Linked DNA regions of Mus musculus: regions 1, 2, 3, 4, 5 and 6 are each linked to region 7. Evidence: chromatin loops called from intact Hi-C (ENCODE). Cell type or tissue: left cerebral cortex. All regions are shown on one strand. Region 1 has its middle 20 kb from the start of Tacc1. Region 2 overlaps Ido2 (indoleamine 2,3-dioxygenase 2). Region 3 holds the start of Adam5 (a disintegrin and metallopeptidase domain 5). Region 4 overlaps Adam9 (a disintegrin and metallopeptidase domain 9 (meltrin gamma)). Region 5 holds the start of Tacc1 (transforming, acidic coiled-coil containing protein 1). Region 6 holds the start of Plekha2 (pleckstrin homology domain-containing, family A (phosphoinositide binding specific) member 2). Region 7 overlaps Plekha2 (pleckstrin homology domain-containing, family A (phosphoinositide binding specific) member 2).

Region 1 (4,000 bases), 180 kb after region 7:
AGGTATGCTAACCACTTAAGGACTATCTGTCTAAAAACTGGTAAAACAAGGCTGAGTAAACCCCAGCTTACCTGACCTATCTCACATCCCTTCGAAGGCTGAAGAACCACTAACATATTTCTGAGAGACTGCCAAAGCACCGGCTCATATAATGTCTTGTTCCAGACCTGTGAAGCGGTGTCTACATGTCACCAGTCATTGCTGTGACCTTCCAGGAACAGCAAAGCCTCGAAGGCAGATCACCCCGTGACTAAGCTACCCCCAACACCAACAGGGAGCAATTATTTCAGGTTGGAAACTGAAGTTGCCCACTAAAGTGGAAACACTTTGTTTGATGTTTCCTATCATCTCACCATAGGAAACAGATTGCCCCCTTCTCTAGACCCAACTAGCAGAACCAGAACAAGAGACCACTCAGCCAAATCCTGTTTGACCAAGACTGTGTAAGTGATTAAACTCTCACCCTTGCCCCAGCCCCTTCTCTTGCACACGAGGTATATACTCCACCCCAAGACAGGGCTAAGATGCAGCCTTGCTCACACCACCTGGTAGTTAGAATGAGAATGGCCTCCACAGGCTCATATAGTTGGGCATGTAGTCCCCAGTGGGTGGAACCATTTGGGAAGGATTTAGGAGGTGTGGCCTCGTTGAAGAACATTTGTCACTGAGGGCGGGGCTTTGAGGTTTCAAAACACTCAAGACAGTCCCAATGGTCCCTCTTTGCTCCCTACTTACAGATCAAGATGTGCATGCTTAGCTACGGCTCTAGTCCCGTGCCTGCCTGTCTCTTGCCATGCTCCCTGCCATGATGGTCAAGGACTCACCCTCTGAAACTATAAGCCCCTGTGGTGGTTTGAATAAAGATGGATCCCATAGGCTCCTGTGTTTGAATGCTTAGTCATTGGTGCTGCTTAAGGAGGGTTAGGAGATGTGGCCTTGTTGGAGTATATGTGGCTTAGTTGGAGGAAGTGTGTCACTGGGGGTGGGCTTCAAAAGCTCAAGACAGTCCCAAGGTCCCCCTCCTCCCTTCCTGCTGCCTGCAGATCCAGATGTAGACCCCTCAGCTACTTCTCCAGCACCATGTTTCCTGCCACGATGATAATGGACTAAACATCTGAAACTATAAACCAGCCCCAGTTAAATGCTTTCTTTGATAAGAATTGCCATGGCCACAGAGTCTCTTCCCAGTGACAGGCCATTAACTAAGTGTCTTATCTCGGCAATAGACAAGCAACCAAGGCACAGCCACAGAGATTACATCCCCCTCCTGTCTTTTGGCCTTACTTTCCCCCTTTCTGCACAAATGGCTGCATTCAAGTGTTGGGGCTCTCTGAAGTGAGGTGGTATGTGGCCAAGGACTCCAGTAACAATAGTAATCTAAATTTTTAAATGACAGTATAGGAGACAGCCTTTTCCTCAGACTTCAGCTGATACCGAGTTCCATTCACCTTTTAAACCTTTGCTAATGTGTAGAGGTGATTTGTCCCTATCAATGCCCGAGTATGAACAATTATTTATAAGGCTGAGTGTTTTCATGCATTTACGAAACCAACCTGTCCTCCTTTCTCCCTCCCTCCCTCCCTCCCTCCCTCCCTCCCTCCCTCCCTCCCTGTCTTCCTGGTCACTCATCTCTCGCTTGTCTATGCCCTCTTGTTGGAAATGGAAGATTTAACTCCTTAGCTTGAAATCTGCAGTAGTAAGCTATGATCCCTGCATCACCAGCCCCCAGGACATTAGGAATCACATGTTGCTATAGAGTGGGAAGCCTGGGGTGGCCCTACCATCCACAATATGACAAACCCTGAAGAGTGATGCCCAGGGGGTGACTGGGAGGGGGAAAGTGAGCGGGATATAAAATGAATAAGTAAAAAATTAAAGAAAGAGTGATGTTCATTCAGAAATAGCTTAGTTTCACTTTTCTCAATAATATTGCGCGCACTCTCTCTCTCTCAAACACACACACACACATACACCTCCATATATCCCTATCTTTTGGCTCTTTTGGGGTATAGTTTGGATCTACTGGTTAAAACAAATGCTTCCATTTGAAAATGAGTTCTCCATATTTTCTCTAGCTAACTGCAAAGTGATACTCTTTTCTATTTTAACTATTTTTCACATCTCCCTTTTGTTGTACAAAGAAATGGCTTTCACCGTGTCTTTTTCTTTTCTCTTCCCCCCTTTTAAGATTTATTATGTAGTGTTCTGACTGTATATCTGCCTGCAGGCCAGAAGAGGGCGCCAGATCTCCTTATAGATGGTTGTGAGCCACCATGTGGTTCCTGGGAATTGAACTCAGGTCCTCTGGAAGATCAGTGAGAACTCTTAGCCACTGAGCCATCTCTCTGGCCCTCACCATGCCATTTTCATACATTATATTCCACTCTTGTCTACACCCCAGCACTCCTCCTCTTCCTGATCCTCTTTCCGCACTGAACAACGTTCCCTTCTGCTCCATGACACCTGCCTCCCATCAGCTTCTTTTCTCCCCACTCCTCTCTGAGCATGGCTTCCTCTCTACTTCCCACTCCTTCTTGTTTTGAGACAGTGTCTCATTAGGGAAACCTGGCTGGCATAGAGCTTGCAACAATCCTCCTGCCTCTGTCTCTTGAGTGCTAGGAACCACTATGCCTAGCTTTTGCTTTCATATATGAATATATATACACAAATATACATATCTAGGTCAAGATTCCATATGTCAGAGAAGGTAATACTTGTCTTCGGTTTGCGTCTAGCTCATTTCACTTAACATAATAATACCTACTTTCCCACAGATATCGGCTTACAGATATCACTTACAGCTGGAGAAACTTCCACTGTGCACAGATACCTACTGAAGCCTCACCATTCCGTGGATGGACAGGCTGTGTCCATGCCTTGGCCACTGTGAATAATACAACAACAAATAAGCATGCAAGCATCTCTGTGGTGTGCTGACTTATTCTCCTTCGAGTGTGTGCCCAGGAGCCGTAGATTTTAAAGGGACATTTCCTCTTCTTGAGGATCGACTGATTTCCATTCTGACTTTATTTACTTATTTAATTTTTAAATTTAACTTTATTTTATATGTATCAGCATGGGGGACTCAGATCCCCTGGAACTGGTGTTACAGACAGTTGTGAGCTGCACATGCGGTTGCTGGGAATTAAGCCTGGATCCTCTAAAAAGAGCAGCCAGTGAGTGCTCTTAACTGCTGAGCCATCTCTCCAGCTTCCATTCGGATTTTAATGAGATGGAATCTCAATATAGTTTAGCTTGCGGCTCCCTGAAAGCTAAGGATGTTGAACAGTTTTTCAAATATTTATTGGTCATTTTTATTTCTTCCTTTGAGAACTGCCTTCATCCCATTGGCTATTTACTGGCTATTTATTGGATGATTTGGGGGTTGTATTTAATTGGGAGGTTCTTTATAGATTTTATATATTAATCTCCTATCTGACCTATAACTAGCAAAGATACGCTCCCCACCCCCCAATCTTTAATCAGTTCTATGATTCCTTTTTTTATTTTTTTGTCTACAAGTGTGATCATTTGAATATGCTCGGCCTAGGGAGTGGCACTATTAGAGGGTGTGGCCCTGTTGGAGTAGGTGTAGCCTTGTTGGATTAGGTGTGTCACTGTGGCTTTAAGACCCTCATCCTAGCTGCCTGGAAGCTAGTATTCTGCTAGCCTTCAGATGAAGATGTAGAACTCTCAGCTCCTCCTGCACCATGCCTGCCTGGATGCTTCCATGTTCCCACCTTGATGGTAATAGACTGACCCTCTGAACCTGTAAGCCAGCTCTAATTAAATATTGTCCTTAGAAGAGTTGCCTTGATCACGGTGTCTGCTCATAGCAGTAAAACCCTCACTTAGACAACTTAGAGTCTAGGGATCATTTCCTGTGGGGCTGGGGTCTTCTTTTTGGAAAGTCCTTGCGTAGGCCTTGATCCTGAAGAGTTTGAAGACTATGTCTTCCTCAGGTCGTTTAGCCTTGAAGGCTCGTGGCACATCTTGAGTT
Region 2 (4,000 bases), 490 kb before region 7:
AGACACTTCCACTGGGAAGGTCAGGGAAGACTTCCAAAATGAGGGGTGATGAGCCTGGGATGGCCTTGGGGGCTGGACATTGCTTCCTCCTCTCTAACTCATAATTCAGGAGATTGGTTTAGGGGGCCTATGCAGCAGAACTCATCAGGAGGTTCTGTCACACTGGCCTGGGTTTTAAACTTTCCAACAGCAGACCCTAGACACTCGAGTCCTTTAGATGAGATACAATATGGTATCGTGTTAGAGTCTGAAGGAACAGGAGCTCTGTGCTGTCCTTGCTTCTTGGTCTCAAGTGTTTCTCTGTGGGTAAGATGAGCCCTTGAAGCACACCTCGGGCTTCTCACGCATTCTGGAATGATGTCAACACCTTGATTTCTGGGAAAGAGAAACTTAGGGGAAAGGAAGAGAAAACGGAGGTCCTGTTGAGTGATAAAGTATTCACTCGGCACACACAGGTCCTGGATTCCATCCCAACACTGACTGGGAGCATAACTGCACAGGGTGTCACGTGCCTGGAGTGACTGCAATGCCAGCATTTGGAAGGCCGGGGCAAGAAGATCACAGGTTGGAGAACAACTTGGACAAGAGAGCAGGTTCTAGACTGGTTTGGGGCTGCTTTGTAAGACCATGACTCAAAAGAAATATTAGTTTCCTCCAGGGGTAGAGAAGAAAGGGTTTGTGCTCTGAGGGACAGACTGAAACTAGAAAGTTATTGGAGGGAGTTAGACAAAGGGTTAATAAACTAAAGCAGCAATCAGCTGGGCAGAATAAGGAAATAAGGAAGTGTCCAAGTTGTACTGGAGAAGGATGGCTACTTCAGTGGACTCAGAAACTGGCTTTCCCAACTGTCCCCAGGCTGCTCTGGGACAAAGGCCTTGAGCTTGGGACAGATCCCCAGATGTCTGTACAATGGGGTAATTATGAAAGTCATAATAACCAATGTATTTAGAAGTATAAAATTCTGCAGGGTGTTTTCTGAGTCCTTGGGGCCTAAGGAAGCTCCTCACATATTATTGGAATGGCTGGAGTCTTTGAAAGTGGACATTAGTCTAAAAGAAAATCAGCTCCGTAGCAAAAGAAAAAAAAAAAGAAAAAGAAAAGAAAAGAAAAATGGAAAAAAAAAATCTAACCCTCTTTTCTTGCCTTCCGCTGATTTTTGGAAACTAGGCAACGGAACCTGGAGCTGGTGTCGTAATTCCAGGTGCAGGGACCTCAGCAGAGCCTGATTTCTCCTTGCTCCTCACCTTTTGGGGTTGGCCTTCCCCCTCCTGCCAGACGAATCCCATGGTGATAGCGGCCAGCGCCATGTGTGCCAGGCGCTGCTCACGGTAACTCTTTAGGAATCTGCAGTCCAGGAGAGGCATCTAGTCAAGAGATTAAAAGGATTAGCAGCTGAAAAAACAAAACAAAACAAAACAAAACAAAACAAAACAAAACAAAGCCAAAAAAAAAAAACAAAAAACAAAAAACAAAAACAAAAACCAAAAAACAAAAAACAACGGTGGAGGACCAGGACCAGGACCCGTGACTTGAGGGTCCCACAGCTATTGCAGCTATTAGCTTCATGCACACCCACTTAAACCAGCTCTTAGAGGAATGCAGTAGAGGAGGTGCCAGGTCCTGGGGTCCATGGCCTAGGATGTGCCCAGTTTGTGCCATACACTGGTCTCCATCTATTGCTTTGAGGATCACAGAGTAAGCATTGAGGGCGAGATAAGTTCTTCCCTCCAAGCCCGCACAGCAGCATTAATAGATATGTAATACCTGGAAGCCCTCAGCTTCTCGAACCCTGTAACTGTATTAAAATTTTGAACGCAGCGAGACCCAGTGAGGTTAGGGATGTAAAGTCCCCCACAAAAACCATGGATCGGCTGGATATAAAGCTTGCTCTGATGCTCAAACAACCACAGCCCAGCCAGATGAGGTGGCGGGGCTTTCCACCCAGCTCTGTCCCCACTTCATCCCCATTGGAAACCACAGCTCCTGGTGACACGGAAAGGGCCACCCTGAAAAACAGCATCAGTACACAATCCGACCACGCCAGCTTCCCTGTCCTGCCTGGCTGCCACCGGCTCATTGCTCATCTCTTCAGCTCTCGCCACCACTTCACTCCCTTTGCTCCGCAGGCTTGCCTCAGAGGGCATGCGCCACTTGTAAAACGCTGGGGACATTGGCTTCCTAGGGGCGGGCTGGGGTATGCAGAGCCCTTCCTCCTCCGGCCGCTAGGGGGAAGAGGATGACTTGAAATTTGAGGCTAAACACCCCTGCGGGAACCAAAGAGGAATTTTCGTCTCGGAGGTCACAGAATCAAGAAGGATTGAAGCAGTTCTGCGTGCGGATTGACCACAGCCCCGATCACGAGAATCATGCAATGAGTCACGGGTTTTCTTTGAAAATTTTCAGCAGCCACTTTTTTTTTTTTAAGGCAAACAAGAAGTAAAATTAGTTCTGATAATGTACTTTGTTGAGTCAACGTATAAAAGATATTTTAGCATGCAGTCAGTATAAAAATCTTTCAAAGTCTTCACAATCTAGGCTGTGTCTTCTCAGGCTTTGTCCTTGTCACCCCTCAGTTGTTGAAGAAGGCCACCTACAAGCCAGGACGCCTCGGTGTAAAGGAACGAGGTCCAGGGGATGATGACTGCTTTCTGGAGAGTCCCTGCACATTTCAGGATTGTTGGCCTCACCTCCTAAACATACCTGTGATTCAAAAGTGACTGTAGGGACTGAAAAGGAAATGATAGCTTTTTAGTCAATCCTTTTGCTTACTCAAACAGTCACAGATGGTCTGGGAGGACGACACACACCCGTCATCTCCCTGACATTATTTGATTGCGTATTTAACCTGGGAGAATTAACCTCGATACTCTCCTCTCAGAACTCAGGGAGCACGCAAGGCTTCTCTGAACCAGGCGAGCCCTCCTGCCAACTTCACTGGGGAGCTGAGTGTTTCTGACACACATCAGGTTCTTGTGGACATCACTTCTTGAACTTCTTGAAAAGTATAGTTTGACACGAAGGCGAATACATAGAAAACAGGACATTTGTTTTCATATAGAAGTCTTTATGAAGACTGATACCAGCACTCTGGAGGCGGAGATAGGAAGATGTCTAATTCAAAGCCATCCTGGGCTACATGTTAGGACTCTGTCAGATAGTAAATATGTCTATTTCTACCTCTATCATCTATAAATATTAAGCTCACATGCACATGTTGTTGAAGTAGAGGTTCAATAATTCTGCATATAGATACTGTCGCGAACTTCCTAATGCTCAGTAAACTACAGAGCAAAGATGTGTAGCGTGGCGGAAGGATACAGGCAGGTGCCTACGTGACCACTTAATATCTGTCCCTTTTCATTTATGTAACAGATATATTTGTGAATGGAGATTCATGGGCTTCTCCTTCTGCTCTCCTGTCTTCTGTTACATTGTATTTCTGTTACATTGTATTTACCGTTGCTATGAAAGTGGCTACAGCAAACAGCTTTGCATATTCATCTGCACTTTTTTTTGTATGAATGTTTCTGTGAGATGGCAGTTCACATGACAGACTAGTTGTAGCAAAGTGCATGCGCGTGCTTAGTATCCTCACCAATACTCTTCACTTGCTTGTCACCCAGAACCATCATAACTGCTTTGCCTCACTGCATGAGTTACTGGCTAGTAACTCATTCATCAGTGTAAAAGATGGTGGATGAAGACAGACACATGGGTTTGTGGGAGACCCTCTACTAACTAACCACCCGCCGTCCCCTCTGGTACACAACTAACATATTTGTGGGTTCTAGACATCAGTTAGATAGAGAGGAGCTTTCCCTTTGAGGACAAAACACCTTGTGACGAGTTTTGGGGGACAGTATGTATGTTCTTAAAACTCATAGCTTGACTCAGGGTAGTGTGTTCACTATAGGTTTTGTACATATATGTGTGTTTGTGTGGGGGGGCATGTGTGTGCATGTCTATATGCATGCATATATGTGATGGTATGTGAGTGTGT
Region 3 (4,000 bases), 220 kb before region 7:
GGGGCACTTCATACTCATCAAAGGGAAAATCTTCCAAGAGGAACTATCAATTCTGAATATCTATGCTCCAAATGCAAGGGCAGCCACATTCATTAAAGAAATTTTAGTAAAGCTCAAAGCACACATTGCACCTCACACAATAATAGTGAGAGACTTCAACACACCACTTTCATCAATGGACAGATCATGGAAACAGAAACTAAACAGGGAAACAGTGAAACTAACAGAAGTTATGAAACAAATGAATTTAACATATCTCTACAGAACATTTTATCCTAAAACAAAGGGATATACCTTCTTCACAGCACCTCATGGTACCTCCTCCAAAATTGACCATATAATTGGTCACAAAACAAGCCTCAACAGATACAAAAATATTGAAATTGTCCCATGCATCCTATCAGATCACCATGGACTAAGGCTGATCTTCAATAACAAAATAAATAATAGAAAGCCAACATTCACGTGGAAACTAAACAACACTCTACTCAATGATACCTTGGTCAAGGAAGGAATAAAGAAAGAAATTAAAGACTTTTTAGAGTTTAATGAAAATGAAGCCACAACATACCCAAACTTATGGGACACAATGAAAGCATTTCTAAGAAGAAAACTCATAGCTCTGAGTACCTCCAAAAAGAAACTAGAGAGAGCACACACTAGCAGCTTGACAACACACCTAAATGCTCTAGAACAAAAGGAAGCAAATTCACCCAAGAGGAGTAGATGGTAGGAAATAATCAAACTCAGGGGCAATTCAACCAAGTGGAAACAAGAAGAACTATTCAAAGAATCAACCAATAGAGGAGCTGGTTCTTTGAGAAAATCAACAAGATAGATAAACCCTTAGCCACACTCACTAGAGGGCACAGGGACAGCATCCTAATTAACAAAATCAGAAATGAAAAGGGAGACATAACAACAGATCCTGAAGAAATCCAAAACACAATCAGATCCTTTTACAAAAAGTTATACTCAACAAAACTGGAGAACCTGGATGAAATGGACAAATTTCTAGACAGATACCAGGTACCAAAGTTAAATCAAGATCAGGTTAATGATCTAAACAGTCCTATATCCCCTAAAGAAACAGAAGCAATCATTAATAGTCTCCCAACCAAAACAAGCCCAGACCACATGGGTTTAGTGCAGAGTTCTATCAGACCTTCAAAGAAAATCTAATTCTAGTTCTTCACAAACTATTCCACAAAATGGAAGCAGCTTATTTATAATAGCTAGAAGCTGGAAAGAACCCAGATACCCCTCAACAGAGGAATGGGTACAGAAAATGCGGTACATTTACACGATGGAGTACTACTCAGCTATTAAAAAGAATGAATTTATGAAATTCCTAGGCAAATGGATGGACCTGGAGGGCATCATCCTGAGTGAGGTAACCCAATCACAAAAGAATTCACATGATATGTACTCACTGATAAGTGGATATTAGCCCAGAAACTTAGAATACCCAAGATACAAGATACAATTTGCAAAACACATGAAATTCAAGAAGAATGAAGACCAAAGTGTGGACACTTTGCCCCTTCTTAGAATTGGGAACAAATCACCCATGGACAAAGACAAAGTTTGGAGCTGAGATGAAAGGATGGACCATCTAGAGACTTCCATACCCGGGGATCCATCCCATAATCAGCCTCTAAATGCTGACACCATTGCATACACCAGCAAGGTTTTGCTGAAAGGACCCTGATATAGCTGTCTCTTGTGAGGCTATGCCAGGGCCTGGCAAACACAGAAGTGGATGCTCACAGTCAGCTATTGGATGAAACACAGGGCCCCTAATGGAGGAGCTAGAGAAAGTACCCAAGGAGCTAAAGTGGTCTGGAACCCTATAGGTGGAACAACAATATGAACTAACCAGTACCCCTCTAGCTGCATATGTATCAAAAGATGGCCTAGTCAGCCATCATTGGGAAGAGATTCCCCTTGATCTTGCAAGCTTTATAAGCCTCAATATGGGGGAACGACAGGGCCAAGAAGTGAGAGTGGGTGGGTAGGGGAGTGGGGTAGGGGGGAGAGTCTGGGGGACCTTTGAGATAGCATTTAAAATGTAAATGAAGAAAATATCTAATTAAAAAAAAGAATAGTATTTATTCACTGTTTTTAAAGTCATTTTTCTGTAGTTCTACAATATGTGAAATTATAAGCAATGCAAACAAGAGCAAGACTTCAATTTAAAAAAAGAAGAAGTTGAGTGGGTAGGGCGGTATTGAGGATCTGAGGGAGGGGAAAGAATATGAAAAAAAATAATAATTAAAAATTTTAAAAGAAATTAGTCGAGAAAGACTCTAGAGGGCAGCAGTTGCCAAGCCAGGAATTTAAACGGAAAACAAAGCAAAACAAAAAAACAAAAACCAAAACAAACAAAAAAGTCAGTTTCTTTGTAGTGATGAATTGAGTCAAGACTACCATTTACATACATGGTAACAGAATTGGGAGCCCGGATACCATTCGTTGTTATCTAAGTTACAGATAAGAAAGCATTCCCACTCCGGGAATGCTTTGCAGCCAAAAGGGAGCAAAAGGAAAGCAAAGCTAATTCAGTGAGCAGGGGGCTGCAGACTTCGCCTCTGCCCCTCAAAAGCCAGAAGCTAGAAGCCTGTAGCAGCTTTGATCTCTGTACTCACTCTGGCCTGCCTGCAGCCCTTTAAGATGCAAAAAGAGCAAAAGAAGGAGGAACATGGCTCCCTTGGTGGTCTTGGAGCTTTGCTGCGGAGCAACAGGCTGGGCGGGGCGGGCGTTGTGTCCAGTAACGGAAGCTCTGGGCCCTGAACCTGCAGGGTTGTCGCTAGGGAAACCAGAGCAGAAAGGGCTGGAGAACGAGATAGATGCATAGATTCAGGTACCAACCATCCTGCTAACTGTAAAAAGGAAGGTGGATGCCTGCAGGTTTACTCTTCAGGCTAGGAAGAGCTGGTAAGGATTTTCTTTGTATCATTTATCATGTCTTTTAAAAAAAATTTACACATCACTGAGGAAAAGATATCCGAAAATATTCAGGTTACTGACGGCAGCCACGCATCTTCCAGGATACTTCGGCGTACTGTCCCCAGAATTGAGAACAATAAAATGTTGCTAACATGGCTGATCGTTTTTCATAGCTGCATACACGACACCCCCTAAAACACTCGTTGGTCAAGCACAGACTTTCAAAACATTTTCTGCGAGATCATATTGTCACCCTCTAATTCTGCAGCCCTGCGTTTCTCCTTGTATTGGTCTTTTAAAGGTGTGGATATATAAGCTGAAGTAATTACAAGAGCCAGGAAAACGGAAAACAGCCATGGAGAGAGGAGGGGAGGAGCCCCAGAGAGCGGGATGGTGGGACATAGTTGCTATGAGAGGGTGAGGCAAGAAACTTAACTGAGAAAAGGAGGCAAAAGGAAAGATAAATAACATTAAGAATATTTTCAAAAATCTCTTTCTGATTTAAGGCTTTATTATTTTTTGGTGGCCCATTAAAGGTGTAGTAGAGCAGAAAATAGAGAACTCAAGACAGAACTTAAGTTCCATAGAGGTTCAAAGGAGAAAGAAATGGCAGTAAGAGTTCCAGAATGGAAAACATACACTTTAATTGGAAATTATCGCTACAGTATTTTGAATATATTGATTAGGATATTGAAAGTGGACTGGCCAGGGTTCTGATAGTGGAAGAAACACCCTAACAATCAACTTAAAAAGAGAAAAGGTCTCTGTCTCTCTCTGTCTCTCTCTCTCTCTCTCTCTCTCTCTCTCTCTCTCTCTCTCTCTCTCTCTCTGGTTTCTCTCTCTGGTTTCTCTCTCTGGTTTCTCTCTCTCTGGTTTCTCTCTCTCTGGTTTCTCTCTCTCTGGTTTCTCTCCCTGGTTTCTCTCTCTCTGGTTTCTCTCTCTCTGGTTTCTCTCTCTCTGGTTTCTCTCTCTCTGGTTTCTCTCTCTCTGGTCTCTCTCTCTCTCTGGTCTCTCTCTCTCTCTCTCTCTCTCTCTCTCTCTCTCTCTCTCT
Region 4 (4,000 bases), 50 kb before region 7:
GAACTACTACTCACGCTATCCAGGTAGTTTGCTAAGCGAATCATCTCTTCTCTCACAGCAGTCTGGTTCCGTCCCATCATGTCGTACTGAAAAGACGAAGGAGGGAAAGCATGATCGCAAGCAACGACGCAGTAGAGCCGCCTACAATGCCTACACTGAAGAGCAAATCCCAAGGATTTCCTTGGAACCAAAAGAGCAGCATTTCAAATGAGCCGATCCCAATGTGGCAGTCTGAATGAGGAATGTCTCCCATAGTCTCGGGCATTGGAACACTTGGTCCCCAGGCACTGGGGCTGTCTGGGGAAGGAAGTGGAGACTTGCTGGAGGAGGTATGTCGCTGGAGGTGAGGTGATCTCTGTAAGTAAAATCCTCCCCCCATTTCCAGTTTGCTCTCTCTGCTTTGAGTTCCCAGTAGAGATGTGAGGTCTCGGCTCTGATCCAGCCACCATGCCTGCCACCTACTGCCATGCTGTCCCCACCATTATGGGTCTAACCCTCAGGAACCATAAGCCAAAATATACTCCTTCTGTAGGGTGCCTTAGCCTGGGTGCTTTGCCCCGAAACAGCAAGTAATTAACACACTAAGGGACACATTTAGTAACTTTAGAATAAATTTTCTTCTCAATGCTATTTTTACTGATTTTAATGCAAAGTATTTTCAAATTTTCACAAAGGTATAATCTTAAACAAAAAGCTTAGATAAAAGAATGAAAAACTAATAAATTTCCTACTCTCTTATCTCTTAGGCTAATGATATCAACAATAAACTATTTCTAGACCCTACTCGAAAGTAAGAATGAGAGATTAGTTCAGGCTCACTAGCTCAAAATTTGTATGAGGTTAGAAAAAGAGATATATAAAGAGAGAAATTTTACCATGTTAAACAAAATATTTTATGCAGCCTATATTTTTATATCTGGCTAAATTAGCATGTCTATTTTAATGTTATCTTAACCTACTTGCTAACAAAAACAAAAGTCTTACAGAGTTTGTGACGTCACTCCGTGACAATGTCTTAACAACAGAATCTGTGGCTGCATCTGTCCAGCAAGATCCTGCATTTAACAGAGCTTGATGAAAATGGGGCCACTTTTATTCTGAACCATTTCATATATGAATATAACCAGTCTATCTGGAGAGAATGATAGAGAAAAACACTTTAATCTCTATTTTTACCACTTGCCCAAGACATTCTACAGAACTTTGCAACCACAGCTGGAGCAGGTTCATGCTGGCTCTCCTTCCCTTGTTCTCCCTTCTACCATCGGGATCCTAACACACCCAGTGTATGTGTGCCTCTGACTAACCAGGGCTCTTATCAACCTACACACAGTAAGGGACTTTTAAAACCAGGAAAAACAATCTTCAAAATGTTCTCTATGGCTTACAAGAAAAGACCTGCCAATCAGAGTTCCTATAAATAGTTTTTTATACAAACATAAAAGGTAAAAGCTGCCCAGGACATTTTCAATTATCTATATGTTAAATTATTTAGGAGCCACATCAGAAACCGATGATCCTGTAGTAGCTGAAGATGCAGCATCTCTAAGTAAAGCAATAGCTTGGTCTTTAAGGACAAATATAGAGTGTGCTGTTGCTCTCCTGTCCCCTGGAAATACTAAGTGCTTCTAAAGCATGCTAGCTCCCCGGCCCCGCCTCTTAGGGTGAGGAAGATGTGCTCTGAAGAGCACAAAGCAAATCTACCTCAGGAGGCAGCTGCCAACTGTCCTGGTTTGCAGCCTCAGCCTGTTAAGTAATCTGAAAAGCCCTCAAGACCCTAAGTGGCTATGTGACAAACCCAGCATTAGACAGTCACCACAAAGAGCAGGGAGCTCTGTCCCCTTTAGGGTTACAGACAAAGCTAAGGGCCATGAATGCACACACATAATTCCAACACTAGGGAGACTGGGGCAGGAAGATTAGGAGCTCAAGACATAGCAAGACCCTGTAGACAAATTAATTGACTAATTAATTAATGCACAATTTTAGTCGAAATAACTATTGTGTTTGGTATTTCCTTCATAAGTTACTTCTCAACTGCTTTTTCATGCAAAAGAGAAAAGAAGTCAGCGGTTCCTACCCTTTCCTTGTCTACAACAATGAACAGCTCCACATAGCGGGTCTGTGGTAGAACAGCTCTTCTTCTCTGTTAAAACACAAGCACCATAAAGCAGAAATTGTTATGGGACCAGACATGTCCTGTATGAATAATGGTCAGACCTAAGAGCTAGGCATGTGATTTCACATCTATAAGCAGTATAGATTGTTTCACTTAGCATACCTCTGTCAATACAACAAAAAAGTGTTAGTCGCTATTTTAAAAGCTCTAAAGATAAAATGGGTTGTCTAAGTCTTCAAAGCAGCAGTATTGCTGGGTTGTTTTATTTTTAATTAAAATAAACATAAAATTAACATACACATAAAGATTTTAATGGAAATGTGACTACCATGATAATACAGAAAGAAAGACACCTCCTGAATCCTGAGAGGAAAAGGTGGAACAGGGTCGCCAGTATATAAACATGGCTTCCTTCCGACCTTTTACAGACATCCATACAAAGAGATTTAGCAAACACCTAAGAGCTTTCCAACTGTTGACGAGTTTGGGGAAGAAAAGGTGATGAAGTCATGTCATGGTCAAGTGTCAGCTGATTTAAAATACGCCTTATGCCAGCACCATGGGAAAGGCCTCTTAATCTCAAAACAAACAAACAAGCAAAATACCCTGCCGCATCCAGCATGTGGCATGTGGCACCATGTCACCCGTCGCCCGTAGCCCACAGTGAAGGAGAACCCTATAGCTGAGTTAAGCTGGCCCAGGGAACCCTAACAGGCCTACATCCCGAGCAGCCAGGGCACCTGTAGAGAAGCCTCCCGAACAGGGGCCTGAGTGTCCTTGAGGACACTGAGGTATCCGAGGTAATAATTATCTTCAATTCAATAGCTCCCTCCCTCCCTCCCTCTCTCTCTCCTTCCATCCCTCCCTTCCCTGTCTCTGACACTTTGTCTTTGTCTCCATATCTTTGTCTCCATCTCTCTTTCCCCACTCTCCCTCCCTCCCTCCCTCCTGTCCTCCCTTCTGGTCTACCCTAGAGCCTGAGGTATCGGAGTAAAACCTCCCCTGCTCCAAGCCAGAGTGTAATGACTACACAGAAACACCTAATAGGATTACTGCCTAAGATTTAAGCCCTTAAAATTCAGACTGCCCAGGCTGGGAGAGATGCCTCAACATGACTGCTCTTCCAGAGGCCAAGTTCAATTTCCAGCGACCACATGGTGGCTCCCAACCATCTGTAATGGGATCTGGTGTTCTCTTCTGGTGTGTCTGAAGACAGCTGCAGTGTGTGTGTATGTGTGTGTGTGTGTGTGTGTGTGTGTGTGTGTGTGTGTGTGTGTGTGTGTGTGTGTGTGTGTGTATGTATATTTATATATTTATATATATACAAATCTTTGTTTAAAAAAATTTCAGACTGCCCTCCTCTCAGTCACCAGAGCTACACATTGCTCATCTTTTCATACCCTGGTTCCAATCACCATGGATGGAGCTGGAGAAAGACAGCAATCACCGTTTTAGGGTGATTTCTTAAAAACAGCCTGAGCCCAGAAGAGTGCTATTGCTCCTTACGCGCAGCAGCTGAGTGACACTCGGATGCTCCTCCTCATCCCCCTGTGTGCCTTCCTTCTCTGTGTCCCTGTTAGAGACTCCACATCTCAGAGGCTCCTGGTGGATGCCATCCATGGGGTAAAATATGTGCTCAAAGTGTGAGCTGTTGTGCAGAGGTTCAATTCCAAAACTGGCATTCTCCAAATGCAGCAAGCCTCTAAACATTGGGTGACACAGACCAATGTTAAGGAAAAGGAAACAGAGAACAAGAATCAGACACTGAATGTAGGTCCTAGTTTCTAACACACAGAAGGAAGCTATAGGCCAGCGCAGAGTCCAGCAAACATAAATGTCAACTTTTGACCCTCCGCGTACTTAGCTCCGACAGGAGGCTAC
Region 5 (4,000 bases), 160 kb after region 7:
ACCTTGGGGTTTGGCCTCGGGTTCTGCCAATCCCGGTGATGAATCACAAGACTCCTTGAGAGGCGATCTGATTGGAGTTTCAGCTTCAGGAGTCTCAAAATTACCTTCAGAATCCGAGCTGCCGAGGGGGAAAAACGAGGCATTACCACAGTCAACGGTATTTCCAACTGCCTTTAAAACGTACTCAGCCACCAAAGTGCAAGTACAGCGCCTCTAACTTTACAACCAACCAATCCTCAACCCAGCCTGAGAACGGCTGCAGCATTTTCAGCGATGCCCAGCATCCTAGCTCCCCGAAATCTCTTTCGTCCTCTGAAGCTTCTCACCAGGACCTTTTTTTTTTTTTTTTTTTTTTTTTTTTTTTTTTTTTTGTCATCGCTGCCTTTCACACGCACAGACACACACACAAAAAGACTTCCCAATCAACCCTTTCCAGGGGCGTAAAAATTAATATCGCCCCACCCCCCAAACTAAGCCAATTCTAGCTATACTGTTCTTCTCCGTAGGCCTCTACCTGTCTGGAAGTCACTGGAAGCTGAAAATGCCGTCACCTGCCTTCCACAATCACACGTGTGACAGCTCAGCAGAGACCACCATTTCTCACCAGCTGCCAGGGACCTGTCATCACGCGATCCTCTTTTACCAAGGCTGCATTTTAGGACACTGCGGGGCCAAGAAGGGCGGTGGAGCGACTTCTTGCCCACAAGGGGAAAACGCTACAAATCGCACCTGGCCTTATCAACTGCCACTACCCGGTGCCGCTGCGTCGGAGCCGGGGTGTCGACGCTTCGAGAAAGCGACCCAGGCAAACCGGGATGCGCAGACTGCGGATTCGGGGCTGGGTTCAGAAAGCTTACAGCGAAGACAGAGGACGAAAAGCACACGGGCAGACAGAACATCCCGAACTTTCGGGTACACAGCGGGGACCCGGCTGCGGGCAGCAGAGCCGGGAACACGGTTGCGCGCACACAGCATTGACCGCGGTGGGAGGATGGCGCCCGCCTGCATCTCGGCTGGGATGCGGTGTACTTGCCTGAAACTCAGGGATTTGGTCTCGGCTTGCGAGTCCTCTTCCTCCTCGGGGTCGCCCTCGGGACCTCCGGCTTCGTCCTCTCCGGCGCCCGAACCGCGCACCGCGGACCACGTCCACTTGGCCCACTGCACGGGCGACAGGATCTGCCAGGGACTGAACGCCATGAGCGCGGCTGCCGCCCCTGCGGTGGGGGAACGGCGGCCTCTTCCTTCAAAATGGAGGGGCCTTGACAGGCGCCGGCAACGTCGCCGGCGACCCGCGGATGTGGCTCAACGAGCGCCGTCGGGCCGGGCGCAGCGCTTCCTCCCACGGCCCCGCAGCGCCGCTCGCCCCCGCTCCTCCGGGCCGCCGCGCCGAAGCTCGCCCCCGCGCGTGCCCGCTCGCCCGCCCGCTTCTTCCCCCGCCAGCCCTGCTCCGCGTCGCTGGGCTCTGGGGTCCGCTCCCGCCTGGAGCAGCCTCGGCCGCCGCGGAGCCGCGCCCCTGGAGCCGCCCCCTCGGACCGAACTACTGGCGCGGCGCGCGGGGGCGGCCGCTTGGAAGCGCGCTCCCCCCGCCGCGCTGGTCGCGCCCGGCCTTGGGCAGGGGCTGCTCGACCGCGCTCGCCCTCCCCGCGGGATCCGCGCCTGCCGCGCGCCGCGCGCCGCCGCCGTCCATTTCCGAGCGTGTGCGCGCCGCGGCGCTGTTCCTCTTCCCCTTTTATCTGTGTTTCCTGCCGCTAGGACTTAATGGCGTGGCTGAAGCTGCGCTGTACAGAAGTTAAGCCCCTTATTTAAAAACAAAACAACTCAGAACCTCTGTAGAGTGTTGTACCCGATCCTTGACACTGGTCAGCGCCATCCTTGTTACGCCCAGGATTTGGAAGGCTCCCAGGTTACAGAAGAATTGAAGTTGTCTTGCCCTCACCAAGCCACACTCATGAGGGCTCCGGAGTGCCCTGACCTGGGATAGATGCAAAATTGCCCCCTGATAAGACGGCCTGAGCCGTTTCCTGTTGTTCTTTCTTTTCATAACTTTAGGCTTTTTTCAGATAATTCCTGGGTCCTTGGTTTCTGATGTCCTTTGCTTCTTCAGTACAGAGCCATCAAGATCTGGTGACAGTCTTCAGAATAAGGCTTTTACCTCTGAAGGTGAAGAGAAGAATTTTCCCCCCTTTATCTTTGAAGGATTCCACTAAGAGACTGCCCCAGGTCCTCTCTCCCAGTGAATTCATTTCCTCCAAAGCCAAGTTTGAGACCATTAGCTCATCAGTGTGTTTTCCATAATACTGACATTTCTCAGTCTCAGAGAATCTGTGAGGTGGCTACAATTCCCACAGAGAGTGTGCCTCCAAAATTCAGAACAAAGTCAGGCGAAGATTTTCAGGATGCTCATGAGCTTACCCTGAAAGAAGCTGGCACCACGTCGTGTACTGCAGATGAATCACAAATGTCTTATACACTTCATAACAAAGACAAGCAAACATGTAAGATAAGGCTTGGCAGGTATCCTACCATAATAAAAAAAAAAAAAAGGCAGGAGTATACTTTAGAGCCCATTACTGCTTCTTGCCTGAGATAAACACGACTGTCAAAAGTGTTGAAAGACTTTTTTTTTAAAAATGTGAGCGGAAGTCATTTTGTTTTAGGTCTACAAGAACTATGCCAAGACTATCCAACTGTCGTTGTCTTGGGTTTATGATCAAGCAAATCTTCAGATTAGAAACCCCTGTAGCTTGAAAATAGTACCCATGTAAGTCCTTACCTGGGCTTGATCATTCCTCCTCCTCGAGACTGCTACCCTCTTTTTCCCTCCTCCCGATCCTCGTGTGCCTTGCATAGCTCCTGCACTCCAGAACTTCTCGGAATTACAGTTTGTCCCTCAGGGCTTTCTCTGCCTGGTTAATCCTGCTTCCCAAACCATCAGCAGCAGAGACCCAGATATAACCTTGATATGCCCAAGAACACCTAAGAGATGGTACAAACACAAGTCCACACTGGGGATGTACCCCAGAAGGGGCAGCATCTCCAGCAGGGCTCCCGGCCCTGAACTCCATTCCTAGCCCCGAAGCAAGAGGAAGAGGAGAAAAGGGACAGGGGTGTCTAGACAGTCTAATGACAGCCTCGGGGCATTGTCAAAGGGCAGACTTGGCAAACAATACTTAACGTAAGTCGACCATGGCTCTTAATTCCAGAACTCACTCTCTCTTTGCCTGCAGGGTTTTCTGCGTTCCTGAAATACACCTCTTCTCCCATCTGAACTCCAAGTTTCCCCGAAAGACCTCTGGCCTTGGCTGGTCAAACTTCTCTCGTCACTCAACTCAGTGACTACTGCGGGGAAACCAACTGGTCTATCTACACTTTCTACCCCCTTTATACATGAATATTCATACAGACCATTCTGTCTCACTTAGTTCTAAAACTAAGTGAAAAGGTGCATTGTTAGTAATGACACCAGAACAACAGACATAAGCCAAGACTGTCTCCTGATACAAGGTCACCCTACACTTAGCAGAACATGGGCAACATGTCTACTTTTGGACCATAAAATTCCAAAGGCCAGAGACCATGTCACGTTTATATATATATATATATATTTGCTTCTGCAGAGACCTGGGACAAGAGAACACACTCAATAGACATTCAGTAAATTATAAAAATGAACATACCAGTCTCCATTTGTCTTTCCAAGTTTGGCTAAGCTTCTGAGGCAGCCCTGTCTTGAAGGAGCAAAAGGCAGAACCAGCTCCAGGGATGGCCTGAGTGATAAAGCCTGACTCCCGGCAGCAACAGCTTGAGACAAGAGAAACAGATGCCCAAGTGTCTAAACCACCTATCTTGTACAAGTCTGGGCTTAGAGTAAACAGCAACAAAGTATCTCATTCCAAGGCCTTCTGTGTGTGTTACAGGAGTCCAGTAAGTCTCATGAGTCCATTTCCCTTTGATTCTAGAGACGGCAGACCATGACATTGCTGCTATCCTTGGCTTCCCT
Region 6 (4,000 bases), 57 kb after region 7:
GCTTTCTGAGACCCAAAAAGCGTCAGCAGTCTACATCCAGTTCAATCTGAGCCATCTAGCCGGCCACAGGGACATCGCCCAGATGTGCACCTGTATCGACTCGAGGAAGTATCAGCGGGATGCACACATGGCCGTGTTCCTGCTCCTTGGTCGTCTAGTGTTGTAGCACACACCTGGGAGCAAGTGCAGGACTGCTGCTCTCCTGGGGTTTGGTGGGCCAGCTAACACTTGTCTCCCTCCCTCACCCCCTCTGGGGCTGGAGGGTAGGGGGGGTCAGGTGAGGGGGGGCTTTGCAAGGCAAGCTCTCTATCTGGAGATACATTCTGCTGTCCCTTTCCCACATCTGCAGAGTTGCTTCAGCAGCAGCCAACAACCAAACCCTGTGTGTGTCCAGGATGGATTGTGTCCCTCAATAAAAACCCCAATCCCAAGAGATCTGAGCTCTCTTCACGTCACTGGGATGACATGAGGGAGGTTGCAGGCCCTACTTCCTTTCACACAAGGGAGAAGCAGCAAGCACTAATGTAAGGGAAGAGAAGGGTGTGCCATCTCTCCACCAAAGGACAGGCAGTTCCCAAATTGATCCCGGGTAGAAATTCGCCAGTTAAGAGGTAGGTAAGACTCCCATGTAAGCCAGCTAAAACTCCACTAAGGGTACCAGTAATCTGTAAAAAGACATCTGCAGATACAGCCAAAGGACTCATCAGTCTAAAGACAATAGCTAGAGAAACGTTGCCTGACACAACCTGAGGCCCCACCTTTCTTCTGTTTCTTCTCAGTGATAGCTTTCATTCATTTGCTCAACAAACTCTACTCTTCTTAGAACCCTGCCTCAGGCAGCACCCAGGGAAAGCTAAACTCTGCCAAGGCCACTGATTATGCTTCAGAAATCCTCCTCTGGCTTCTCCAAACACCAGGGACTCCAGTTTGATGCTCTGCACAGCCAGGGTCCTTCACTAGTCTGACAACTCCCTAAAGACCCGGTGAGCTGCTGGCCCACTGCTAACTCAGTACGTTCTTATTACCAAGTTATTATCATTATTATTAACAAGTCACTAGATGCAACCAAGTTGAAGATAAAACTTCTACCCTTCCTGTGTCTTCTGCTTAGCTGTTGCTGGAAGCGTTATACTCCTCCTGGAGGGGGGTGGGGGGGTGGAGGAGTGGGAGGCAACAAAGAAAGAGTGGGGGATGGGGGACAGCTAATCAAAGACATTAAGAACACTAGCACAATTTTGGAACTTCAGCCTCTACTGCAAACCAAAATGCTCCCAGGAGCCGCAACTGGTTCGTTCTCCCCTGCTCCTCCTCTAGTGTTTATGCGCCTCTGAAAAACTCTTAATTGAGTCCAATCAGGGACAGAAGGAGTACAAACGGAAGATGTTCACGAAGGAAGGAAGCCTTAAAGGTGAAAGACTCGGGGCAGGGCTGCCCAGGGCAGAAGGTGTACAAGGGTGCCCTGGTCATGCCCTGATACTTTTTTTCCCTTCCCACACGACCTGGCCCCATCTCTCCTTTCTTCTTTTCTTTTCCTTTTAAATTTTAAGTCTCCATGGCTGAGCAGAACAGGGAAGCGCGGACGTTAAAGGGGACAGCCTTTTGAGGCTTCCCCTCGAAAGGGTTACCTAACCTGGAACCGACCTACGTTTTCCACCAAGTCACCTCCATTGCCAGGAATCCCAGAAGCCCATGGCGGGAGCAGACGAAAGGAGGAGTCTCCCCAGGGTAGCATTCTAGGCCCGCGCCAAGTTAAAAAGGAGTGAGAAGGAGAAGGAAGAGGCTCCAACACCCAACTCGTGCCTGAGGGACTTGCCTGGGACGTTCTCTGCGCTCCTCCCCTACCCGCTGCCCGGGCAGTCCTTGAGGGGCTACCACCCCTGTGCTTGAACCTCGGAGAAGTTTCGCCGCTGCAAACGTGAGAATCTGCAGCTCCACAGGACACCGCCCCCACACGCCCCACCCCACAGCCCGACCCCTGGCGGTGGCGACCTTGGTCACCCAGGAGGCGCCAGTGCACTGGAGGAGGGGCTGCATTTGGGGCTTTCCTGGGAGCTAGGGGAGGTGGCCCATTGGGCCACCTCCGGTCGCCGTCCACCACCCGGACTGGCGCCACCAAGCAAACCCAGCCGCCCTGCTCCCCTCTCTGCCCTCCGCGCCCGGACCCTTGCGCCTCTCTGCCCGACTCACCGCGCTCTGCGCAGCAAGGGTCGCATCGGGTCCCAGAGCTCTGCGCCTCGGGGCTTCGCTTCCCGCCTGTCCTGCGGCACACTTCTCCCTTATCCTCAGCTGTCCTCCAAGGCCGTCTCTCGACTCTTTTTTTCCGGGTTAATTTCGTTTCACATTAAAGCAAAACCCAGCCCCGGATGTGAGTACAATGCTCCTCGGGCCTCCAGGGGGGAGGAGAGGGGTGCGGAGACCTCGAGGGGACAGCAGCGGGGGATGGCGGGGGGGAGGAGGTTGGTGGGATGTAACCCGGCTGCAGCAGGTGTCCGCGATGGGGTGCTCGACCGTCACGTCCCGAGCCTACTTCTGCGCACTGTGCAGCCGGCCCAAACCGCGGCTGCCCGGAGGGCGAGGGGGCGTTGGGAGTTTAGGGGTGGAGAGAGGAACGCATCGCCCCCTGCGGTCTAAAGTGCACCCCCCGGAGCTAAGAGGGTCGCCAACGCCCTGACCCAGCTTGCCTGGCCCTTCTTGGAGCACGGAGAGAAGTGGGAAAGAGAAGCTGGATTCGATAGGTTCAGCCTAGGGTGACCAGACAGAACTCCAGCGCCCTCGCCCTTCAGTCACACAGCAACCCGTAGGTATCAATCCGGTGCTGGGGCCGATGAGGAAACCGAGACTCCAAGACATTAGGTAACTTGTTCTGGGTCCCCAGTCAGTAGAGGGCAGGTCTGTCCGGTCTAACGCAGGCCTCCCTCGTGGAGACATTGACATTTAAATATAAGTAACGCCAGGCAGACAAAGTGGACTCAATTTTACGGTAAAATTGTCAGCCCAGGGACCGAGCACCGAGAGATGCGGCTTTGGGGGCTGGGGGCGGGGAGGAGGATGCTGATGTCAGCCGTGTGGGTCCAAGGTACTCGGAGTGTGTAGTGAAAAAGTCGCCCCCGGAAGCTCTGCAGGACTAGGCCTGGCTTCGCGGGTGGGAAGTACGGTGCGAGGCAAAGGCAGCCTGGCAGCCTGGGGGCTGAGGGCTGCAGCCAGGTGAGCCGGCAGGAAGGCGGGACGCCCGGCAGCACACGCCCCGAAAGCTCCCCTGATGAAACCGCAGGCGCTTCCTCTTCTATTTTGATAGCCAAAGCGAAAATGAGCCGCCCAGTTCGCTCAGGTGTGAAAAAAAGACGTTTGCTTTAGAACATTATGCTCTGAATGAGGAAGGAAAAGAAAACGAGGTGGGGAGAGGGGAGCCATTTCCCTTGAAATAAACATCAACGTCAATTTTGTACGTTTGAGGAGGTCCCTTGCCCTGCATTGGGGCTTCAAGTAGCATTTCTCCTAACCGGCTCCCATTCCTTAGGCAGCTGGTGACCCGTGACCCCGCTCAGTGCCTCAGTTTCTATATCTGGGTCAAGCGAGTCAATTCTTGCGGGGTTTCCTTCCTACACAAAGGTGCTATGTACTTTTTTTTTTTTTTTTTTTTAACGAGATGGTCATTTTTACCGTAAAATGGAGGCTGCTCTAAACCATCAGCTCAGGTTAAATTTGCTGAATGAGTGCTGCCCAAAACTCCCGCTGGGGTGATCGCTAAGCAGCAGTGCCGTGGTGCTTCGGATTTCACGGTATGGTTCCTATTAAAACCCATAAAACGGCTCCTGTGAGGCCTGCCTGACTCACCCAGTCACAGACCCACAAATATTTTCTGAGCACTACTGTATTGGCTGCCTGGCAGGCAGAGAAGCCAAAGGCCTCAGTTTCCAACAAAGACAAGGTAGGAACCTGTGTGTACCCTTCTGGGCCGCAGAGAAATCCGCCTTCAATATCCTGAAGAGCCAGAAGAGCC
Region 7 (4,000 bases):
GCAGAGAAAATAAGTCACAGCCCCTGGCTCTCCTGCACGCAACGGGCACTGCATATCACACATCAGAGGTTCGTATGTTTTCGTCATCAAGGTTGAATACAAATGGCTTCTCCTTGGGGTGCTGGGGCTCCGACCTGTGCCTGACTCGAGAACTTGCCAGCACCCCTGTAGCTGTGCTCTCCCCAGGGTTAGGCATGAATAGAGAGTCCTCTGGAGCATGCTCCACCGACAACGGCTTTTCCTCAGCCTGGGGGACAGGTGTCCAGGGTTGCCAGGAGGAGGCCACCGAAGGGGCCTTACAGAGACCTCTTTTCTCTTCTGCTGGTGGCCGCCTTCTTGACAAGATGGAGTTAGGCGCGCTTGTAAGGGTAGAACTTCCAGGTCGAGTCAAAGAAATGGACCTTGAAAAGGACGGCTCCTAAACACAGAAAGAGAAGACAAAGTAAGGGGTTTTCCTTACAATGCTTGTCTCCAAGTCTCAAGAACCCACTCAGATGGTCAATTCAAACAGGGACACTGGCTACAGACTCAAGTAATTGTCTAGAAGCCAGGGACACCTTCAGTCCCAGTTTCCCAGAAGGCTAAGGCAGGAGGATGGCTTGCAGTAGTAGTCTGGACCACACAGCGAGAACCCTATTGTAAAAATAAATAAATGCATAAATTTTAAAATGATACTAAGCAGAGCTCGTTCCGCATGTTTGCAGTGTTCTGCCTGATGCTGGACTTGTAGGAACACATCAGAAACTTCACATCTCTGTCCAGACCGACTTCATGTCCACTTACAAACCAGAAAGAGAGAGAGAGAGAGAGAGAGAGAGAGAGAGAGAGAGAGAGAGAGAGAGAGAGAGAAGGGGGAAAATGTACCCAAGTTAGCAGAGAGAGAAAAACAAGTGAACCAGCACTTAAGGCCGGGCTGCCTGCCTACATAACCAAATAAAACACGACCGGTTCAGAGATAATTTATCTTTAAGCTGACGCTGCGGCACAGAGAGGAAGTGACTTACCCTAGGGTGGCACTTCAGAGCCTGGACAGCTGCTCCAATCCCCTCGATCCAGCTGTGCATGTCCTCAGGGCTGTCCGCCTGCAAAACATCCACAACACATACACACATTTTTTGGCACGTGTCTTCAGCTTCCAAGCCTTGGGCTCAAGTTCATAAAAATCACATCAGAGTTCAAAAGGATCTCAGAAGCCGTGTAGTTCAGCGCCTTGCGGACTTTTGAGGACATTTTCCCCCCCTGCCAAGTTCATTCTTGACTCCCAGTAACTAAAACTGCTCAGAGCTAAGGTGCTCTGAAGACAGAGGGGGGTATAAAAGTAGCGAACAGCCTAGTTTTCCATCTTCTAACTGAACCCATCACCCCATCTGAAAAACAGCTCAGCCCCTCCAAACTCCTAGGAAACAGAGGCTCAGAGTGCTGCAGCTGCGGGTTGGACACTGGTCTAGACTCCGCCTGCCTTGTCTCTCCCATAACAAGAGGCTCCTGTTTTAAATTCTACTAAAGCGAACTCCCTCTGCAGAACCCCCAAGGCGCACACCACTATGTGTACAGCTTCTTTCTCCAAGCACAAGCTACTTGGGTCTGCCCTGAAATTTCATCCTTGGAGTGAGAACTAAGAAGAACACCACGGCAGAAGCCCATGAAGCATTTCCCCTAAAAATATCCACTTCCCCCCAGAAGGGGGCAGCAGCCTCTCCATGGAAAGAGAACACAGATGGGGCCTGGCTCCTTCAGGCAGCGTCTCTGGGCGCCTCCCAGCCGCTGGAAGGAAGAATGCAAGTGAACTCAGTTACAGAGGGAAATCAGACTGAGCTCCAAAGTGTGTGTGTGTGTGTGTGTGTGTGTGTGTGTGTGAAACAGGCAGCGTCTCTGGGTGCCTAATGCAAGTGAACTCAGTTACAGAGGGAAATCAGACTGAGCTCCAAAGTGTGTGTGTGTGTGTGTGTGTGTGTGTGTGTGTGTGTGTGTGTGTGAAACAGGACCGCTTTGGTTTTCACTGGGATTTCGTGTTTCTTGTTATCCCTCAGTGCTTGTAATGCTATCCCTTCCCATCATTCCTTGGTTATCTGTGTGCCACACATAGGCACTAGGTTAAAAAGGATGACGAGGACCCGTGGTGCACGCCTCTCACACCTGCTACCTGATAACTTATTTATGCTTGCTCTTTCTGGTTACTTGGCAATCTAGTAGCTTTCAAAAAACAAACAAACAAACAAAATGCAGCCCTGGTCCAAAGAAGGCAGTAAGAATTAGGTATCCAAACTTTTTCTAAGATCAGAATGAAAGCTAGCATGTTCCCTAGACAGACCTAGTGAAGAACCAAGTAACTTGTGAAGTTCTGCTGTTTGAACAGTGCCCAGGCCACGGGGCCCTCTATGTATTAGTAAGGCTGCTATTTTTACTATTCTATGGTTAGAGGGAAGCAAATAAACCTGAAATTCTACCATCATGGCCCAGCATGGCCACACATGCCTTTAATCTCAGCACTCGGGAGGCAGAGACCGGTGATTCTAGACCATCCTTATCTATGGATTGATTTCCAGGCCAGCCAGGGCTAGGGAGTGAGACCATCTCCAAACACAATATATTTCACAGCTATGGACTTATCTAATGCTCTCCTCTTCTAATTTCATATATATCCACCCCAAAGGATCATAGGCTGGGCTGGGACTCAGTGACAGAGGATTTGCCTAACACAGGCAAAGCACTGGGTTCTAGACTCAGCGAGCCAAAATTTACAAAGGAACAAATAGTGTAATATATAGAGTAGAGAAAGGGTTATTTTGAATTTACCAAAAAAAAAAAAAAAAAAAAAGTAATGAAGGAAGTAGATTTGCATCTGATATCCTATGAAAGTATAAAGTATACTTTTATAAAATATCTTCAGTAGTCTTAGCCACTGTTTTACATTTTTTATTTCCAAGTTGGGTTTATGGGGCTTGAGAGAGCTCAGTGGGTAAGAAGGCTGCTGCGGTAGCAAGAGGACTTGAGTTCAAATCTCCAGGACCTGTGTAAAGCCTGAGTACCTATAAAAGCCTGCACTTCCCCAGAGGGGACAGACAGATGGATTCTGAGGGCTCACTGCTCAGCCAGCCTAGGCAAAATGCCAAAAGTCAGGCTAAGTGTGAAACTGTCTCAAGAAACAAAGTGGAGGGCCTGGAGAGACAGCAGCTAAGAGCACTGGCTGCTTTTCCAGAGGACCCAGATTTGATTCTCAGCCCCCACATGATGGCTCACAGCTGTCTGTCACTCCGGTTGTACTTGATCCAATACCCTTTCCTAGTCTCCACGGGCACCAGGCACACACATGGTATGCAAGCATGCATGTGGGGGCAAAACACCCATATATACCAAATAAAATGATTTTAGAGACAGACATCCAATAGAAAAAGACATTGACATCCTCTTCTGGCCTCTGTATATACATCACAGGCACGAGCCCTACATATACATGAACACATACAACACATCCATACAGTCATTTTTAGAAAACAAATGTTGCAGGTGATTCTATACAAGAAAGAAGTATTATTTCAGAGTTGAGGTCTACCCAGCCCAGGTGACTTCCTAGAAAACCAAAATGTGCCCAGCACAGATCAGATAAAGAGGGAAATGCCATGTGTCCCTTGCTCTCTTCCTGCCCTGATCTTATGTGTATTCTGGTTTCTGTCCTTGATGGCAGTTTGTAAAAAGAGAGGGACAAACTTTTGAAATGAATCCATTCAATCAGCGGTTTGACTGCAGTCCAATGAGCTTCTGAGTATCAGGAGTCCAGTACTACACACATGCAGACACCAATAAAAGACATCCAAGATCTACCGCTGGTTACTGCCATTACCCCTAAATCTACAGCAGTTACTGCTTCCTTTGATTCCCAACTTCATCCCTTCCCAATGAACCAATCCCATCTTTAGATAGAGCCCCCAAATGGATGACTGTATAAATTATGCACTACATAGTGCTAGATCCTGGGTCCTCAACCTTCCCATTATGTTGC

The links. Peaks named below come from ENCODE experiments on the same cell type or tissue, not always from the same donor. Only the 100,000 strongest peaks of a DNase experiment are listed, where the experiment ranks them.
Region 1: a loop joins it to region 7, with 3 times the contacts of the local background. A loop is called at or near these places in 11 of 42 quality-filtered maps.
Region 2: it touches region 7 in a loop (3-fold over the local background); 7 of 42 quality-filtered maps call a loop at or near these places.
Region 3: it touches region 7 in a loop (8-fold over the local background); 11 of 42 quality-filtered maps call a loop at or near these places.
Region 4: a loop joins it to region 7, with 2.4 times the contacts of the local background. A loop is called at or near these places in 7 of 42 quality-filtered maps.
Region 5: it touches region 7 in a loop (2.2-fold over the local background); 14 of 42 quality-filtered maps call a loop at or near these places.
Region 6: a loop joins it to region 7, with 2.9 times the contacts of the local background. A loop is called at or near these places in 18 of 42 quality-filtered maps.

The regions. Positions count from the first base shown.
Region 1 is chr8:25,219,712-25,223,711 of GRCm38, forward strand. It overlaps a transcript of Tacc1 not described here. Among named protein-coding and RNA genes, the nearest start is that of Tacc1, 20 kb to the left of the region's middle. In left cerebral cortex, a CTCF peak has its summit at 2,225 (motif pointing right); a DNase peak (open chromatin) is centred at 2,451; H3K27ac peaks cover 1,853 bases.
Region 2 is chr8:24,552,477-24,556,476 of GRCm38, forward strand. It overlaps Ido2 (indoleamine 2,3-dioxygenase 2), which reads right to left. Exons shown (of 10, transcript NM_145949.2): 3 at 1,245-1,364. Among named protein-coding and RNA genes, the nearest start is that of Ido2, 22 kb to the right of the region's middle. In left cerebral cortex, a CTCF peak has its summit at 2,227 (motif pointing right); a DNase peak (open chromatin) is centred at 2,202; H3K4me3 peaks cover 692 bases; H3K27ac peaks cover 176 bases.
Region 3 is chr8:24,821,292-24,825,291 of GRCm38, forward strand. Adam5 (a disintegrin and metallopeptidase domain 5) reads right to left here and starts at 3,078. Exons shown (of 21, transcript NM_007401.3): 1 at 2,649-3,078. The coding sequence starts at 2,703. In left cerebral cortex, a CTCF peak has its summit at 2,330 (motif pointing right); DNase peaks (open chromatin) are centred at 2,528, 2,678 and 3,171; H3K4me3 peaks cover 1,084 bases; H3K27ac peaks cover 524 bases.
Region 4 is chr8:24,993,030-24,997,029 of GRCm38, forward strand. Adam9 (a disintegrin and metallopeptidase domain 9 (meltrin gamma)) reads right to left here. Exons shown (of 22, transcript NM_001270996.1): 6 at 3,626-3,821; 7 at 2,081-2,146; 8 at 15-86. Among named protein-coding and RNA genes, the nearest start is that of Adam9, 22 kb to the right of the region's middle. In left cerebral cortex, CTCF peaks have their summits at 2,135 and 3,260 (motif pointing right); DNase peaks (open chromatin) are centred at 126, 1,090 and 3,253; H3K27ac peaks cover 1,272 bases.
Region 5 is chr8:25,200,089-25,204,088 of GRCm38, forward strand. It overlaps Tacc1 (transforming, acidic coiled-coil containing protein 1), which reads right to left and starts at 1,454. Exons shown (of 13, transcript NM_177089.5): 1 at 1,034-1,454; 2 at 3-118. The coding sequence starts at 1,197. In left cerebral cortex, a CTCF peak has its summit at 1,744; DNase peaks (open chromatin) are centred at 123, 742 and 1,547; H3K4me3 peaks cover 2,313 bases; H3K27ac peaks cover 2,278 bases.
Region 6 is chr8:25,099,847-25,103,846 of GRCm38, forward strand. It overlaps Plekha2 (pleckstrin homology domain-containing, family A (phosphoinositide binding specific) member 2), which reads right to left and starts at 1,965. Exons shown (of 12, transcript NM_031257.3): 1 at 1,814-1,965. It overlaps 5830408C22Rik (RIKEN cDNA 5830408C22 gene), which reads left to right and starts at 2,333. Exons shown (of 2, transcript NR_155282.1): 1 at 2,333-2,365. In left cerebral cortex, a CTCF peak has its summit at 1,985; DNase peaks (open chromatin) are centred at 1,899, 2,336, 2,791 and 3,098; H3K4me3 peaks cover 3,023 bases; H3K27ac peaks cover 2,557 bases.
Region 7 is chr8:25,042,621-25,046,620 of GRCm38, forward strand. Plekha2 (pleckstrin homology domain-containing, family A (phosphoinositide binding specific) member 2) reads right to left here. Exons shown (of 12, transcript NM_031257.3): 11 at 1,005-1,082; 12 at 1-418. The coding sequence ends at 56. Among named protein-coding and RNA genes, the nearest start is that of Htra4, 5.7 kb to the left of the region's middle. In left cerebral cortex, a CTCF peak has its summit at 1,683 (motif pointing right); DNase peaks (open chromatin) are centred at 1,107, 1,702 and 3,134.